Regions from separate parts of the Homo sapiens genome. Here region 2 is linked to region 1. The links are chromatin contacts, found by Hi-C or POLR2A ChIA-PET in ENCODE. All regions are on one chromosome and are shown on one strand. Each heading gives the region's core, a stretch centred on a gene start or an enhancer-like site at or near the end of the contact. The rest is flanking DNA. Distances are from core to core; before and after follow the strand shown. Region 1 overlaps STXBP4 (syntaxin binding protein 4). Region 2 overlaps HLF (HLF transcription factor, PAR bZIP family member).

Region 1 (3,111 bases), core at 177-2,676:
TGTGACAACTCTAGCATTTCTAGCAGGAAAAACAAATCCTGAAAAAGCATCAAATGCAGTGAATCTGACCACACAATGGTAAAATAGTTATTTCAATAAAGATTTTCATTTCAAAAAATGAATTTTTTTGTTGTTTCCACAATAATCAATTTAGTTATTGACAATGCAGGTCAGGCCTCATTCATGGCCATAACATAATCTCTGATCTTTCCAGTCCCTACAACACTACAAATTTTCACAGGATTATACATAGAATTCTAAAGCAAAATAATCCTAGAAAATATAAGTGGAAATAAAAATATATAATCAAATCAGATACACTTTTTTCATACACAATAAATCATTAGCATTTTTTCTTATAAAGGACAGGCTCACTGTAGAGTAGTATGCAGAAAAATATAATAAATAAAATAGATATCACAAATAATGTCATCTAATTTTTTTTCAGATCTTCTATGGTGTTTATATATACAATACTGTTGGTTTTATATTGTATACAGATCTGTTTCCTGTTATTACCACTTGATGTTATTATTGTGATACTTTCTTGGTATCATTAAACATTAGTAAACATTTTCTATCATGTTAGATACCATATTTTATTTAGACATTCCCCTGTTTTCAGGAATTTAGGCAATCATTTCTATTTTAAATCATGCTTTAATAAGCCTTTTAAGCATTTTTTTATTTTGGTCTAAACTTGGGGTCATTTGTGAGGATAAATTCACAGAAGAAGAAATTTTTAAGGCCTTTGATAGATGTTCCAAGACTGCTTTCCAGAATGTTTGTGGTGATTTATAGATGTCCTAAGAATATTTGAGGATATCTATGTCATGTACCTGCACTAACATAATTACTGTGTTTTAAAAATACTTTGGTTTTATTGTATCTTAAATAATTAATCAATAATTCTAAGGAAGCCTTATATCATAGGTGAGAAGGTTTGTTTGAAATTGGCAAGGAGCAAGGTACATGAGGGAGTTTGCATTGTCCACAGCCTTAAAGGTTCACTTCACACAGTAAATACTACAAAATTATCTGTCTTGGATTGTTTAGACATTCAATTGCTTGAATGTCCAGGGACAAACCACTTGATCTCTTCTAAGTATTTCATGTTAGGGTTTTTAGAAATAGCTTTTAACACAATTTTGATTGAAATAATTTTTCAGAAAGCCCATTTCACTTGTTAAGGCATTTCATCTTTAGCTGAATTTTAAGTATGCTATGAGATAAACCAGGAACAAGGAGACTTGATTCTCTATACCATATTTTATCGATTCTAAGACACACATTTTTCACATCTAAGCGTCTTTAGTATTTGGATGTATAATAGGCACTGCTAGCACTTTCAGATCCCTCTACCACTCTCATGCATGACAGCTCCCTGTGCTTTCACTCTCAACATTCAGCACCTGCACCTCTTTGTTGGACGGCTGTCCTCAGGCTACAGGAACATGCTTTGACTGCATTGCAGGCTGGAAGCACCTGGAAATTTACACCCACCCCCACCCCCACCCCCATTCAATAACTGATGGTGCAGAGGTATAAATACTCTGGGTTCTCTGGCCTCTGACTTGAACCTACTGTAGAACCTTTTTGTCTCTAGGGCTCTCCCGTGGGAGTGAACCAAAGTCATCTCCAGAATAGGCTTTGCTTGACATCACACTTTTTGTGGGTTTTTTTCCCCCTTTCCTTTGGATCGGTTCTATTTCTCTATTTCCCTATTACTTTTCACCCTTGGGCCACTTCCTAATTCACATAAATCCTTATGTCAGAGGAATTAAACATATTACAGGAAGTGTCTTACAATAATTGATGTCCTGCAGTTACTGTCAGCCAGGTGGTCATAGTGATATGGTTGTCTTTGCCTGTGCATGCATGAATTTGGTTGTTCTTTCCATGATATGACTGGACTGTTACTTCTTTACTTTTTGGTCAATAAACCATTTAAGGACTATTGAGAAGAGTATGAATCCTGATTGTTATCTAAAATTTTTCTATTAAGTCCTTTTGCCAAGATAAAAAATGTGCCAGCATCAGAGTTGTAGAATGGATGTCTAAGACAGGGAAAAAAATCTCAGAGACTGCAGTAGAATATTCCTTTAAGAAATGTTATTTATCCTGATGGCAGAGAGGGTGTTACCGTGAAAAATTGTGGTTTATGACAACTCTGATTCAAAAAAGAGATGCAGAAAGAGTTCAATTCTGAATGTACAGAGCTTTGTAAATATCATAATTAATATTTCATTCTCTTTTACACACATGATTTTTAAAAATCTATGCTGAAACAGTTCTCTTGTATTTACTTAAAGGCGTATAAGATAAAAATTCTAACTACTAAGTCATATTTTAAATCTTTTTTTCATTTTCAGTTACACACAAAATAATGATGGGTCTTATAACTGATGAAATACTAATTGGGAATATGGTACTTATAGAGACAGAAGAAATACAATCAATGAACAGTCTTAATTGGAAAAACTAAGGTAACTTCATAGACTTCTCACTTTCCATTTGTAGAGAGAGTTCTACTGGTAAATGAGGAACCACCAGTATTTGGTCATATTTTTGAAATTGTGTAGATTTTATTAAATATTTCTTATTCCTCCAATACGTGTGTGTGTGTGTGTGTGTGGTGTGTATATACACACAGATATATATATATACACACACACACACACACATATACTAAGTGTATGTGTGTGTATGTATGCATTCTATTTCCTTCAAATTTCCCTTATATCGAGTACTTTTATCAGAGAAGTAATCCATGCATTTAATTTGGTGCCAACTTCTTATTTTTGTGTGGTAATCACCAAAGAAAAATAAAAGCTGGCATTAGATTAAATGCATAGATTACTTCTCTGAATGATAAAACTGCCTAAAGAAATAGAATCTGCTCATAAACATCTTTTCATATTCCATTCCACAGAAATTTCTGACCTTACCTGTCTATATTACCTATTCCTATAAGGTAACTTTATTATCTACTCAATTTGTTTTGTCTTCCTGTTGTCTCTTCTCGTGTGTGCTGATGAAAGATGAATTTCTCCACTGTGAAACAGAACAGTCAAGCAATTCCAGTGGGGTTACTTATAGATGAGATAATTT
Region 2 (3,122 bases), core at 498-2,997, 130 kb before region 1:
CCCAAAGCTATGTGCCAACCTGGGAACATTTCAAACTGAAATAAGAGAAAGACTTTCAATAACTACAAACTCTACCTACTGCTAATGAAATCTGAGGCCACACCAAAAGGAATTAGATAATTCTTCCTTGAAAGCCTATAAGAAGAAAAAATGGTTTATGAACAAATAACTACAGAATAACAAGAAAAGTATCAAACAGAACCTAGATGGTACCTTGTTGCTTTAATCATACATTATCTTAATAAAGATGGATTAATGTTTACATTTGTCTAAATAAAGACCTCCAGTTTAACAGAAATTTCAGAAGAAATGGGTCATTCAATTTCTCCCAATTAACCACATTAAAGGAGATCTTGCAATTTGGATCTGAAAGGACATGACCCAGGCATCATCAGTGGGAGCTGCGTCTCCTAATTTTACACCCTCTATCTAAGGCCATAGATAAGAACATATGTAAGTTCTCAACCCTGGTTACAGATCAGCCTCACCTGTGGAGCTCTGTAAAAGTACAGATACTTAGCTCCCCTCCAACCTCACCCAGAAGATCTGAAAATGGGGCCTGGGCTCTGTAAAAAAAAAAAAAAATTTTTTTGAATGGAAGAGGAAACAGCTTTCTCACACACTTTTAGTGGGAGTGTGAACTAGTTCAATTCTTTTGGAGCCTACACACTTTGATCCAGCAATTCCACATCTAGGAATGAAAACTTTAGATATACCACACAAGTGTACAAAGAATGGAATCCAACGATGAAAACAATCTAAATCCCTAGAGGCATTGTTAAGTAAATTATAGCATATCCAGATCATAGGTTCTATGCAGCCGGCAGATCTATATGTATTAATATGGAAAAATCTCCAAAAAATATTGAATGAAAAAGGCAAGATGCATAACACTATGTATTGTATGCATATACATATATTTCCATATTTCCATACACACAATATATACACACCCACCCCCATATATATGTATATAAATGCTTATAAACACAAAGGGAACGTCTGGAAGAGTACGCAGAAACTGTGGACAGTTAAATCTGGAAATGGAATATGGGAACTCAAGTTACTCTTTATACAGTCCTATTTTACAACAATCGTATATTAATTTTGTAATAAAATGTTTAAATTTCTTTTAAAAAAATCACTGGTAATTCTCATGTGAGGCCAAGATTGAGAACGACTGGTCCAGAGGAAACAGCCCCTGTGGATGTAAGGAGCTTGCAAACCCTACCTTGTAAGGAAACCAACCACCCACACCTCAGGAATATTCACACCATGTCATACCCATGACTCCCCAGAAGGTGGTGCTCCGGAGGCAATCACTCAGGCCTCCAACCAAAACCTGTCCAACCAATTTTGCATTAACCTGTCTTTTTGCTACTCTAAGGACTATTTATGCCCCAAAGCATTCTACACTACTGCTTCTATCAAGGGCATTTTAGACACACAGATGCCATATGCATTTTTTCCCCATAAAAATCTACCAGTTAGTCAATACATTCTAATATAACCCTGGGAAATGTTGACCTGAAAGGAGTTAACACTGCTTGCTCTGGCCTCCCCCTCCTCCTCCACGCTATTTCCCTGTTGTCTTTTCTCTGATTTACTCATCTTCTTATCTTATTCCAGGGTCAGTTCTACAAAGGCAGGCAGCCATCAGCCATGTGAGGCATTTGTCCTTTTGAATTTGTTCATACCTTTGGCATAGAACAGGTGGTACGGGACATAGGGCAGCCCAGGGCAAGTACCACGAGTTTGCCTGCCCTCCCACTAACACTAATGTTCTGGAAGTGGGTGTGTTGCCACAGCAACTGTCAAATCCCATCCATTACACCGCCTCTAACCTTCCAACATCTTCTTTAAACACCACGTTTGAGACGTGTGGTTCTGTTGCCCTGGCAGTGCAGAGCCGCAGGTCCCTTGCCAGGCGGCAAAGTTCTCCTTATCTGGGCAGGAGGGAGTTAGCCCCTCTGAATATTAGCCATCATAAATAAACGTTTTAAATTTTCTGTTTTTTTCCCCTCTCATTATATTTCAGACCAATGTCCCATAACATTCTGACCTGATCATTTCCTGTGAATTACTGGTGCATATTTAATGAAAATTCATTCTTAGTATCAGCCAAGAAAAACTCAACAAGTCACTTATATTGTATCCTTTCTTTCCATGAATATAATTTTTGCTCATTCTTCAAGACACAACTCAAGGATCATCTCCCATCTTCCCTCCTCACTCTATTCAGAGCTGGCCATTCTTGCTTTCCTGATTCTACCTCATATACAACCTGATGCTATCTACCACACTCCATTCACAATTAATTATATCTCTTCGCCATTCATAAGCTTCTCAAGTTTAAAGGATGACATCTTCCTTATCTCTGAATTACCAGCACCTTGCTAGGCCCTCAGTAAATGATTAAAAATACCCATACTAATGATGAATAAATGCACTCCAAAACAAACATCCATGAGCTTGTGGTTCTCTATAAATTTTTATTATGTTATTAAATCACCGATATAACAGATGACAGCTGTGTATCCGACTTGACAGCAAGACCTAAAAAACCTACATACAAATGCTTTTTAAAAGGGAGGATATAGAAAGGTCCATTTCCTGAGACTTTAGAGCCATCCTCTTTCTTGTTCTTGTTTTTCAGATCCAGGAAGTGCATGGAAAGGGAGCCTTCTCCATATGGAGAGAAGCAGTGAAGTCCTGAAGAAGGAAGCCGTAACATTCCTTGAGTACTCACAAGGCGGCCTGACATCTGGTCCACACTTGGGGAAAAGAGGCCACATCCCCACATGGAGATCTATTTTTGCATTCTGAGCTGCGGATGCTTTGCTCGTACAACTTGCCTTACACACAGAAAGGGGAAGGAAACTAATATTTACCAAGTGCTAGCTACATGCCCTGTGCTGCTTTCACGTGCGTATCTCTCCCACTACGCTGTGTATCTGCAGACAGCTCACCAGGTATGTCTCTGAAAAGCACATGGAGGTGAACACTGAATGCCTCCAACTTCCTCCACTCACCTGGCTGAGGGCCACACGCACAGCTGATGCCCAACACATCCATATATTCATGTATGCTTCTTTACAAGGACTTCTCACCATGGTCGAAGG

The links. Hi-C counts contacts between places; a loop is a spot of excess contacts on that map. ChIA-PET counts read pairs that join two places held with the same protein, here RNA polymerase II (POLR2A). Pooled maps may share reads with other maps.
Region 2: a loop to region 1 is called in a pooled map, with 2.5 times the contacts of the local background. The contact joins two enhancer-like sites. A Hi-C loop is called at or near these places in 2 of 168 maps with a recorded cell type or tissue (PC-3 and Right ventricle myocardium inferior), 1 of 37 single-sample maps with no recorded cell type and 11 of 50 pooled maps. POLR2A ChIA-PET finds 5 or more read pairs at or near these places in 1 of 52 experiments (activated T-cell).

Annotation. Positions count from the first base shown.
Region 1 is chr17:55,167,771-55,170,881 of GRCh38, reverse strand. It overlaps STXBP4 (syntaxin binding protein 4), which reads right to left. Exons shown (of 18, transcript NM_178509.6): 18 at 1-3,111. Among named protein-coding and RNA genes, the nearest start is that of HLF, 96 kb to the left of the region's middle. Within about 2 kb of position 1,426, at least 3 of the 41 ENCODE cell types and tissues checked have a DNase peak (open chromatin) inside an H3K27ac peak, as active enhancers do.
Region 2 is chr17:55,294,301-55,297,422 of GRCh38, reverse strand. The region is part of intron 2 of HLF (HLF transcription factor, PAR bZIP family member); the gene reads right to left. Among named protein-coding and RNA genes, the nearest start is that of HLF, 31 kb to the right of the region's middle. RefSeq lists silencers at 1,141-1,435, 1,161-1,455. Within about 2 kb of position 1,747, at least 4 of the 41 ENCODE cell types and tissues checked have a DNase peak (open chromatin) inside an H3K27ac peak, as active enhancers do.